Linked DNA regions of Homo sapiens: regions 1 and 3 are each linked to region 2. Evidence: chromatin contacts called from ENCODE Hi-C or POLR2A ChIA-PET data. All regions are on one chromosome and are shown on one strand. Each heading gives the region's core, a stretch centred on a gene start or an enhancer-like site at or near the end of the contact. The rest is flanking DNA. Distances are from core to core; before and after follow the strand shown. Region 1 overlaps LETR1 (lymphatic endothelial transcriptional regulator lncRNA 1). Region 2 has its middle 39 kb from the start of LETR1. Region 3 has its middle 67 kb from the start of LETR1.

Region 1 (3,518 bases), core at 456-2,955, 69 kb after region 2:
AATTTTAAATGAAGACTAAAATCCTTTCTGCAGTCTCTCAAACCAAAAAGACAACTTCAGTTCAGTTCACCAAACTCTACCTGGCGCATATATATATATATATATATATATATATATATATATATATATATTTTTTTTTTTTTTTTTTTTTTAAACAGGCAAGTAATAAAATCTTGAGATATTACCAAATCAGTGAAAAATATGAGTACTTCAAAACTCCTTTCTCTCAGAACTCACTTTGAGGCAGAGCCTTTTACTACACTTTGTTAGGGAAAAGAAGGGAGAAAAGTAATGATTGAACTTATTTCTGGCCAGATATTTTACATATATCCTTTTATATTCTTCTCACACCCAGACAGTTTGATCACTTTTCACTTCAGAAGAGATCAGAGAGATAAGTAACTTACTCAAGGTCACAGAATCCACAGATCTGGGACGCCAACTCAAGTTCTTTTAGAATCCAGTTTGGGGCAATCTCTTCCAGCACAGAGTTTCTCAACCTTGGCACTATTGACATTTTGGGCCAGATCATTCTTCGTTGCATGAGGGCAGAGCTGGGGATGGGAATGGAGGTACCATCTGTGCATTGTAGGGTATTTAAGAGCATCTGGTGTTTCTCAGGTGCCAGTGGCACCCCCCAACACCACCACCAAATTGTGAGATGTAAAAATAACTTTATACGTTTCCAGACACTGCAAAATGTCTTTTAGAGGGGAAAAAAACACCCCTAGTTCTAGTATTTGCATATATCCAAATTGTTCCATGACAAGAAAAATAGTTAAGTGAGTTGATACTTGAAATAGATTATACTTCGGGCAATTTTTATTATAATTGTTTTTCGGGTACGTTGGAGATTTTGAACAATAAAACCAGAATTTTAAGAGGCCTGTAAACACAACAGCCTCTTCAATGAACAATCATACCTGCATATCTTCTAAAGTGAGGGATAAAAATATAGTGGCTGTAGTAGATTTGTGATTAGTTTAAATCGGAGAGGATTTTGGGAAAGCTCAGACTCCATTTTTCTAGTTATCTATCCAAACCCAACGGAAGAGGGCTTTTTATAATTAATCTAGTTAGATCCAAAAGCATTGAATATAGGCAGTATTTGAAGCAATTTTGAAATACATTTCTCACTTTGGGGTTGAGACATGGGTCACCAAACAGGCATTTATTTGGAAAGGCCACAGCAGCTGAGCCTATAAAAAGAGATCACAACTGCTTGGCCTTAGGAGATAGACAGTGTTTAAGAAGACTCATAGCTCACAATATGGTAAGTGGCTGCTTCCTACTACAAATGAGATGGATGTTTGCAAAGAAAAAGGAATGATGACCCATAGCTGAAGTGAAAAAAAAACAAAAACAAAAAACCAGGAGCAAATAAAGTGTTGCCTTCAGAATTTTGCAAAAAAACATCTGCTCTCCCCAGGTTACACCCAGTTGCCCAACTGGTACCTGCTCTCTGCTCCGCCAACCTAAGTGAGCCGGAACAGCTGCCTTTATCTTGGCAGAGACTTTAGAGGGGCTGTTCTGCCTGTGCAGTCTTTAAGCATTTCATATCTCTGTGTGGCTGGCCATGTCTGTATCAGGCAGTGCTCTGACAATAAAGAGCCATTCAAGTTTCCCTCTGTGACCTGATCCCATCAACACTCTGATACTGGAAAAATGCCATAAATACTGTTCACTCATTTTGTAGCCTGGAATAAAAGGTCTTTACAGGAAGTTATTATCAACGGTCTGTAAAGAAAGGGGTCAGAGCTTTGCTTCCTCCCTTAGTCGTGGGAGTCACCCCAGCCAAGTTGGGACAGGTGAAGAGGCTGCAGAGAGAAAGCCCTACCCGGCCTGGGGGGGCACCTTGGGTTCTCCCCATCCCCGCCCCAAATGACACCACCAAGATGACTCCATCATCATTACAGCCTGCGGAAACTGTACCTGTGGGAGATCCAAGAAAGGGGACAAAGCGGAGAGGAGGTCAGATGCAGAATGCAGAGATATGCCACACGACATCCTTCAAATCCAGAGCTGCAAACCTCAAAGCTCCTCTCCCTGGGAAGAGTGACTGCTTTCCCTCCCCCAGGAACTGTCCAGCCCCACCCGCTGGGCTCCCACCCCAGCCTCAGGACTCTCATTCTGTAAACTTGGTTGCTGAAGAAAAGTTAACTTGGCACTCATCTTAAGTATTGACTATCTGTCTTGAGGGTGAGGGCTGTAAATTCTCTCTCCTAAGATCCAAGTCGATTTGTTATCAAATCAGGCATTGAGAAGCTGATTCATTGCTATTCAGCGCTATGCTGATTTATATGCAGAATGTAAAACAGATGCCTTATGTGATACATATTTATGGTGAGTGCTGTTCTAGGAAGATTTATTACGGATTCCTTTGTCGGGGTTTGCATGAGCAGAGCCATGATGACTTGTATTTCCTCTCAGCTGCCAATGCCAAACTCATTAAAAAGAGGTGTGACTATTAATATACATTGTAATACTGACAGGCTCTAATTTATAACACCCTGGCTGGTTGGAGCATTCTCCTGACTTGAGAGGTGGTTTCTGCATTTCTTTCTCTGTTGCTAAATGGTACAAATAGAGATGTATATTCTCTCTTGCCCCCTCTCTCCTATTTCTCTCTCCCCTTGCTCTTGCTCTCCCTTTCTCTCATCCCTTTGTCTTTTCCAGTCGTCTAAGTGAACTCACAATCTGCTGAAAAAGCCAAGTACTGCACTACGGAGATCTTTTTTTTTTTTTTTCCTTCCAGGTCAAATATGCCAGGGGTTTATAACAGTGTAGAGCTGCGCTTTAATGCCCGTAAACACATGTTAACGGTGTTATTCTCCATGCTGGCACGCTGTCTCTCTAGGCTGAATTAGCAAAGAAGAAGTTTGGAGCAGGCCATGTCAAGCGTCTTGGCAGTGGCCGTGTCTGACATGAGGCTCCAGAGTTGAAGAACATATGTTGCCCGGTACAAGGAAATCTGAAATCCACTGCCCAGAGGGCAGCATTGGGGAGAGACGCATGACTAAGAACAGGAATCCACAGCAGATGGGGGCAGTTAATCAGGTGAAGGATGAAGGGAAATGGATTGTTACCTGGAAGAGCTGGCAAAGGAGCCTGGGGCTGATTAGAAACCCCTCTCTTGGGAAGAGGTTTGACCAGGGCTCTTGGAAGGCATCAGAGGAATGACGTAAGACAAACAGTGTGCAGGAAAATCACTGTTTATTCCATCCTAAATTTGAAAAAAACTAGTTCCTAGACAGAAAAATATCAGTGCACATAGCAAGAGTTTTTATTTGAGTGTTGGGAGCCCCCAAAAAGCACCTTTGAGAGAGGATGTGGAAAGTCACCGTCTATAAATGTGTTTTTAGTGAATTCACGAAGGATGTTTTGGCTAAAATTGATTTCTGTGAAATCTTAAAAAGCTGAACAGACAGAAACAAACAAGCGAGCCTCCATCTTTCCACGTGAGGCAAGCCAGCAGGGATGGACCATGAGGCACTTCTCTGGGTACAGAATTTAAGGAA
Region 2 (3,382 bases), core at 700-3,199:
TGTGTGTATATATATGTGTATGTGTGTATACGTGTGTGTGTGTGTGTATACAAACAGAGTGGAGACTGAACAATCTATGTTTAAGACATTATTTTTCTCAATGGAGCTCAAATCCTGTGGAAATGGCATTTTTCTCAAAGCACTCCTAAGCTATGCTTCAATGAGTGACCTAATACAATATGTTCTTCATCAATGCATTTTTAGTACCAGGCCAGCATGCCATGAGATGGGTTGTGTGGTCAAAATATTAGGTTTTTTCATATGCGATCAGACCAGTGGGCTAATGGTTTTGGAATCCTGCCTCTGGCAGTAGCCATTACCTGATGCTTCAGAAGCCAGAAATGAATTTGCACAACCCCAGCCCTTCAGATGTCCCCTGTGGAAAAATAGGAAATTGGCAAGTAGGATCATTTCACGGATGTGCTGAAGCTGTCATTCCTAGAAATCTTTGGCTTCAGCTCCGTGCCGGGTAAGTTCACCTGCGAATGCAGTATGAACTGTTCCCATTTGTGAATTGCTCATATTCTAGAAAGATGAAGAGCCCTGTGTTCATTCTTAGTCTTCCTAGCCTTTGGCTATTGAAAAGCCTCCTAAATACCATGTTCTGATAATGTTGGAGTTGAATGTGTAAACCCCTCTGGTGTGACTGAAACATTGAGTTGTCACAATGTTAAGGAAGGGTCAATGAAGGAAATTAAATGATTTCAGCTCAGCATTCTTTTTTGCTTTGTTTTTTCGTAGTTGTTTAATATTTAGCTGTGTAGCTGCAGAAGAAAAAATAAATGAAAAACAGAGAAACAAGTGTATTCGTTTTGTGATTCTACTATTCCCTAAAAACTTAAGCAAGATACTCATGAGGTTGTAAGTGAATGGTTTGTCTAGTATAAATTCACTCTGACATCTCATCGTACTTGGTCCTAATACAGAAAATTCACAAATCTAGTCCACGGCCCACAAACATTTTCAAAGACGTCTTTTAATTTTACTTAAAATTTTCATAATTGTCATATTGCTTTCAAAGACAAATAAACTTTAAGGATAAAATATATCTATTTTCATCCCAGTTCTGTGCCATCCTGTGTTTTAATAACCACCCTAATTTAGTATTAACTAAGAGCTTCCTGTGTGACAGAAGATTCTTACTCTATCTACATTAGGCTTTTTCTAAATGACTAAAGTTTCTGAAATATTCAACGCAATCTACCATTTAAAAATTTGATAACATCTTCATTAGCATTTGGGTGCACCCTAAACTATTTCTACCAAACAGAAGTGCAGCGTTTTAGAAGAGCCTCACGGACTAGCTACATATATTTTTTGAATGTTAAAATTCTTTCTTTCCTCCTCTTTTGATCATTTTTCTGAAGTGGATTGTCTCTCCTCTCACCATTTGTCATTAGAGGCGTGTAATTTCATGACCCCTTTCTTCTCGCTACTTCCTCTAAACAAAAGGACACAATAAATAAACACAGGAGATAAGACAGTCTCTTCCCCCCAGCCTACCCCCTTCCTTTGAGTCTTTTGAGCAGCCAGAACCACTTTAGTCCTTCAAATATTGTCCTGAATTAGTATCCACACTGATGCAGTGAGGCTAGAGTACATGATAATAATAAATACCAAATGGAAGTGTAACTGTAATATGTGTATTGATATATATTTTTTCTAGTAGTTTTGGCTAACCTATCTTGCTGACTGTACTGATGAAGGTTGCGGGTAATTGTGTACGCGTTTCTGTGAAAGATAAATGACTTTCCTTCCCAAGGACGCTTGGCCAGGCCTTAATCCTGAGTGCCTGTGTGTGTGTGTGTGTGTGTGTGAGCGTGTGTGTGTGTGTGTGTGTAACTGTTTTCTGAAGGCCTGACAAGGCATCTTGATCATTTCCTCATTTTGAGGCCTACCCACAGCCTCGCACACGGCCCCCCTCTCTGAAATGTTATTATTCTGTCGTGAGGCCTTCTTCAGCCAGGATGTTACTTCATTTCCACCTTTTGTCTCTGCCTGAATGTGAATGATGCTCTTTCAGCAATATACAGCCGCTTAAACTCCCTGCTGCTGCCTTACATAAATATACAACACCCGTCTCGCCCTATAACTCACTTCAGGCCTGGAAAAATAGTGACTTCCTTTATTGGTCAGATTCTCTAGCAATTCCCAACAGCTGTATGTTCTCACCTCAGAGGATCCTTATCTTCAAGTTTCCATTTGTCTCAGCACTATTCCAGTGGATTGCCAATAAAAATGATTCCCATTTTTATAACCCCTGAGAACGCAGGAGCCAGCTTTCTAGAGAAACTGATGTACCCCCCGCCCCCAAACACACAAATAAACAAACAAACCAAACCTCCAGACAACTTAACAAAAAGGGCTATTTTGTCTTCTGGAGAGATGACCTTAGAACTGAGTACATAGGGAATTCAGTAAAACGTGAAGTGTTGTCTCGGAACACATTAATTACATTCATGAAAATCCATGTTTATTTTCTTCCTTGAGATAATACATGGAGAGATATGGCATATAATCATTAAGAGAACACGTGTTCATAGATATCTAAAAGGAATATCACGTTCATATTAGTTGACTGTATCTTTGTTAATAAGTTTAATCACTTCTCTGTGCTTCTGAATTCTGGGCAACTTTAAAATGTGGCTGGGTTCTACTGAACTTATTTTTTAAAGAAAATGATGTAGGGAAAAAAAGAAAAGCACTTCCGAAAAATTGAAGTTGCTATGTAATTGTCAGGTGCTATAATAAATAAAGGCACTTTATTTGGGTATTGATGCCAGTTACACGTGGACATTAGTTTGCGCTCTACTGCTACTTACTGCTGCAGAATTTGGGAAAACGCGCTATGTCAAGCTCAGCCTCAGTTGTCCCATCTGCCAAATGGGAGCTAAACACCTCCCTTTTAATATGTTTTTAAATTTAAGAAAGAGAATATACACTAAAGAGTAAACGCCAAAGTGCTCTACAAATGGTATAGCTCAAGTTACTTTTTCCCCTCCATAACAAAGCTGTGGTGACTACAGGCAATTTTTAAAGAAAAATGGAAGGAGTAGGGGCATGGAATGAAGAAAATGAGTATTTTTTTTAAGCTACTGCGTACTCAACAAGAGGGCAAGAGTGTTCAATACTAATGTGTCAAGGCTACACTTTTTTTAAGGTGCAAATTCAAGGAACAGGGAAATATGTCAGGTTAAAATCAGTAATACTCATCTACTTTATGACTTTACAACTCTCCATAGGAGAAAGAAAGACGGTTACTGCCATATAGCGTGTATTAGCAGAAGGGCTTGCTGGGGAGTTTTATTGCCAGGTGGAAACTGACAATTGTTACCATCTTATGCAAAACTTTGGCTCTGGGAGTTGTTTTCCCTTTCTGCCT
Region 3 (3,807 bases), core at 727-3,226, 110 kb after region 2:
CTGTTTGGGGGGTATTTTTAATGAGATAGTTCTTTATTATTTTTTCTAGAATAAATTCCCCTTCTTTAGTTAGCCTTGATAAAACAGTGTCCAAGGTAAGTCTTGGAATCTCATCAGAAATCTCAAATGATTATTTTAGCTCTTTCAACTTTCTCCTCTTCAAAGCCATTAAACAAAGCAACTAATGAGTAAATATATAGGATGGCTTAAGATTTATTTCTTTCTCCACGGTTTATTCAGAAGTAATAAAATATTAGCAAAGGTAGCCAAGGCGGCTCATGCCAGTAATCCCAGTACTTTGGGAGTCTGAAGTTAGAAGATCACTTGAGGCCAGCAGTTCAAGACCAGCCTGGGTAACATAATGAGACCCCCATCTCTACAAAAATAAAATAAAGTAAATTCGCTGTGTGTATTGGCGTGTGCCTCTAGTTTGAGGTACTTGGGAGGCTGAGATAGAAGAATTGTTTGGGCTCCGTAATTCGAGGCTGCTGCAGTGAGCTATGATTGCATCACTGCACTTCAGCTTGAGTGACAGAGCAAAACCTTACCTTCAAAAAAAAAGGCAGAAAATAGTAAAGTTAAAGAAAAAAATGTTAATAGCCAAATCCCGGGTTGATTTTCATAGATTGAAAACTCAATTTTAGAGGAAAAGAAGGGTCAACTGAATCTTCTGTGTGTCAGGTGCTCACTTAATCTTCCCAATGGAGTCAGTACCTATGAAGTACAAATGAGGTGCCAGAAAGCTGCTATGTTCCAGAACCAAGTCTTTTCTTTGAAAGACTAAATTCTCTGCTTTGTCCCTGCTGCTTTGAGAGTTTGGTTACGTATATGATAAGGCCGTGTAATAATCTTGACATCTATGACTTCTATTTGAAGAACACAACTATGCATCTTTTCTGCATCCTAATAGAAGCAGACCTATTCAGAGACAAGAGTCTTTGTGCATAGTTTCAACTTTCATGCACTTTAGTCACCTGTTTTTTTTTTTTTTTTTAAGGCAGATTTTGACTCCAAAAGTCCAGGATGGGGCCTGAGGTTCTGCATGTCTAACAATTTCCCAGCTGATGCCAAAGCTGCTGATCAGAGTCTACACCTTAAGAAGTAAGGACTGTCAGAGAGCAGTGAGCTGAAGTGCCAGGGTAGAGACTTGGGATAAGGGGCCAAAAGGACTGGCTTCTGTCAAAGTTAAAACTTGGCGCCCCTAGGGAAATTCCTTCAGTGGATTGTGGAGCCATTTGCAAAACAAGGGCTAGTGTAGTCCTCTGGTTGGCTTTTTCACCAGCAGGCTTGAGGTTCTCTACCCATACACAGCTCTCCTGAAGTCCACCGCTGTTTTGTTTGGACAGGCTGGTCTCAAGTCTGAGCTTGCACACAAAGAGCTTATCACCAACACTGGCCTTTCTCTGGCAGCTGTTTTCCTTCCGAGTCCCAGGGCTCTAGTCTGAGGGCAGGAAAAAGGCTTGCTGGAGAAAGAAGGGGTGCTATCAGCAAGCTGTGGTAGATGCCTGGCTTCAAGACCTTGCGGGGGAGTACCTCTCCCACACATACCTCCTTACACACACCCCAAAGATCAGCTTCTCCACTATGTCCTTGCCCTAGAATAAGTATGAAATAAGCAGTTTGATAAATCTATCGGTTTTGTCCATAAAAGCTGGCGAAGAAGCAGAGACTAAATTACTTCCTATAATAAAACAAGGAATTTCTATAAATTACAAGGACTGAATGTCAAGTCCTACAGAAAAACCTGCTCATGGGCATATGTGTCCGTGATGGAACAACACATATCCCACCAGCATGAGGTCAGGCATATGAAATCAGTATGAGGTATATGAGTGCCACATCTAGGAGAACTGATAAAAATCAGAGTCGTTGTCAGCTGTGTAAATTGAGAGGAAAAGGCGCCTTCAGCGACTTCCTTTGGGGAAGGCTTGTTTTGTGCTGGTGAACTGCTCCCCCTGGTGGATCAGAAATCGTCATGGTCGGGATTCCATTCTGAAGGGAGCAAACATGCTCTGGAGAAAACTGGGCAGTTGCAGGTATAGAGATATCCTCCCAAAAAAAGCTAATTTCTGAGCCCCCAGAAATACATTGAATACCTTCTGGGACCCTAACTGAGTCTTAGTGTGGCCATGATGTGAATTGCAAAGTTTGTCTTCCCACATTATTGGAGTTGTCTTGTGTATTCTCATTATTATGGTTGTTTCAAAATTGTGGCTGTATATTGATTTGAGAGATACGGAAAAGTCTTAAGTCCTGTATTTTATTTTATTTCCACTTTAAAAGCAATTCTGGATATTTACAAGGGGAAAAAGACCAACAGCGAGGAGAACATTTTTCTGTGAAATCATTTGTTTCCCTTACTGTCTACTTTTAACTGCTCTCTCTGAGGTGGTCATGTCGATTGTGATTAATTTATGCCTGGGCCTCTTGTTCTACTTCCCTCAACCTAAAAATAAGTTTTGTGATTTTCTCAGGATGAAATTTCTACTTTCATTATTTATGTCAGTGCCAATAGAGATAGTTTATGTTGTTGTTTTCATTAAAGAGATTTTTTGTATGCCCTGCCATGCACAAAGAGGAGATTTTGCAGGTCAGGCAGAGATGAAAATCTCTGACAACACTCTTACTCTTTCGAACATTCTGCAATGAGGATTGCAGCTTCAGTCCAAACAGTGTATAAGCTAAATAAGGAAGTGTTTTAAATATTTATTTAACAAGACATATTTTAAATAACCTACATATGTAAATAGAGTTCTTAGCCTGTACATTATTGCCAGGTCGATTCTCATGTTCTGATATATAATTAATTACTGGTTTATTCCTCTGTAAACCGAAGCAGGGAATAATTCCGTGATGCCAGGTCACTGATGTCAGCAAAATGTAATACCCTTTGTCAGTGGGATCTGTGCAGGAGAAATTGAGACTGTAAAATCTGTGATGGTGGGTGCCAAAAGGTGTCCAAAAAACAAGTTCCTATCTCCATTTTAGTTGTTTTCTCCTGATGTGTAGACTTTTTCTCTATGTTACCTAAGTGGGATTAGAATGCACATTTTTTATGTTAATGCAAACTCAGAATGCCTATGCAGTCTAAACTATGCATTTTATAAGTCACCTAAAGTGTCATCTAAAGTAAATGCATATCATGACCATTTTAAGCAGCACTATTATATTTAGAAACAATAACAACACAAATATCAATCATTTTGGTAATTCTTGATCATTGAAAAAATGAATTTTTAAATGTTTAAGCAAAATCCACAAGTCATTTTTAACTTTTTGAGAGAAAAATATGGCGATATGTATGTATATATATATAATTTTGTTTTCACTTAAATGAGCACCTGTCTTTCAAATTACTCTACTAAAAACTTCTAAAGGGCAAAAATTCTGAACATCAAATTTGTCAAGGGTATAGATAGCCCTAGGAAAGAAAAAAGCAGGCAAAAATGTGGCACCTTTTCTCCTTAGACTTCATTTCTGATGATGTAAAATAAGTAATCATCTCCAATACCTTAGCACTTTGCTCGTTTGGGTCAGTGGTGCAACAAGCATATTTCATTTAAACATAGCACATGTCAGTTACCAAAAACCCAACTCAAAGTTTTTATTCCAAGCTCTCTGAATTAGCTCCTCAACTAAATTCTAGCTAGTGGATTAATGACATAAAATATCTTGGCTCATGGCCACAACATCCGGGAAATTTAGTGTGGAAAATCATGTAAAATGATTGGTTTATGCCATCATAACATACCAACCTATTGGTCATGTCACCTTTTAACCATCATCTACTTGTTTTGCCACGCTTAA

The links. Hi-C counts contacts between places; a loop is a spot of excess contacts on that map. ChIA-PET counts read pairs that join two places held with the same protein, here RNA polymerase II (POLR2A). Pooled maps may share reads with other maps.
Region 1: a loop to region 2 is called in a pooled map, with 6 times the contacts of the local background. The contact joins two enhancer-like sites. A Hi-C loop is called at or near these places in 5 of 168 maps with a recorded cell type or tissue (CD4-positive, alpha-beta memory T cell, endothelial cell of umbilical vein, heart left ventricle and 2 more) and 8 of 50 pooled maps. POLR2A ChIA-PET finds 5 or more read pairs at or near these places in 2 of 52 experiments (AG04450 and CD8-positive, alpha-beta T cell).
Region 3: a map of endothelial cell of umbilical vein shows a loop between it and region 2 (9-fold over the local background). The contact joins two enhancer-like sites. A Hi-C loop is called at or near these places in 1 of 168 maps with a recorded cell type or tissue (endothelial cell of umbilical vein) and 4 of 50 pooled maps. POLR2A ChIA-PET finds 5 or more read pairs at or near these places in 1 of 52 experiments (AG04450).

What each region holds. Positions count from the first base shown.
Region 1 is chr15:95,294,963-95,298,480 of GRCh38, reverse strand. All of the region lies in intron 1 of LETR1 (lymphatic endothelial transcriptional regulator lncRNA 1), which reads left to right. Among named protein-coding and RNA genes, the nearest start is that of LETR1, 30 kb to the left of the region's middle. Within about 2 kb of position 1,705, at least 2 of the 41 ENCODE cell types and tissues checked have a DNase peak (open chromatin) inside an H3K27ac peak, as active enhancers do; they include endothelial cell of umbilical vein, where a contact is called at or near this core.
Region 2 is chr15:95,364,398-95,367,779 of GRCh38, reverse strand. No RefSeq gene overlaps it. Among named protein-coding and RNA genes, the nearest start is that of LETR1, 39 kb to the right of the region's middle. Within about 2 kb of position 1,949, at least 3 of the 41 ENCODE cell types and tissues checked have a DNase peak (open chromatin) inside an H3K27ac peak, as active enhancers do; they include endothelial cell of umbilical vein, where a contact is called at or near this core.
Region 3 is chr15:95,257,765-95,261,571 of GRCh38, reverse strand. No RefSeq gene overlaps it. Among named protein-coding and RNA genes, the nearest start is that of LETR1, 67 kb to the left of the region's middle. Within about 2 kb of position 1,976, at least 8 of the 41 ENCODE cell types and tissues checked have a DNase peak (open chromatin) inside an H3K27ac peak, as active enhancers do; they include endothelial cell of umbilical vein, where a contact is called at or near this core.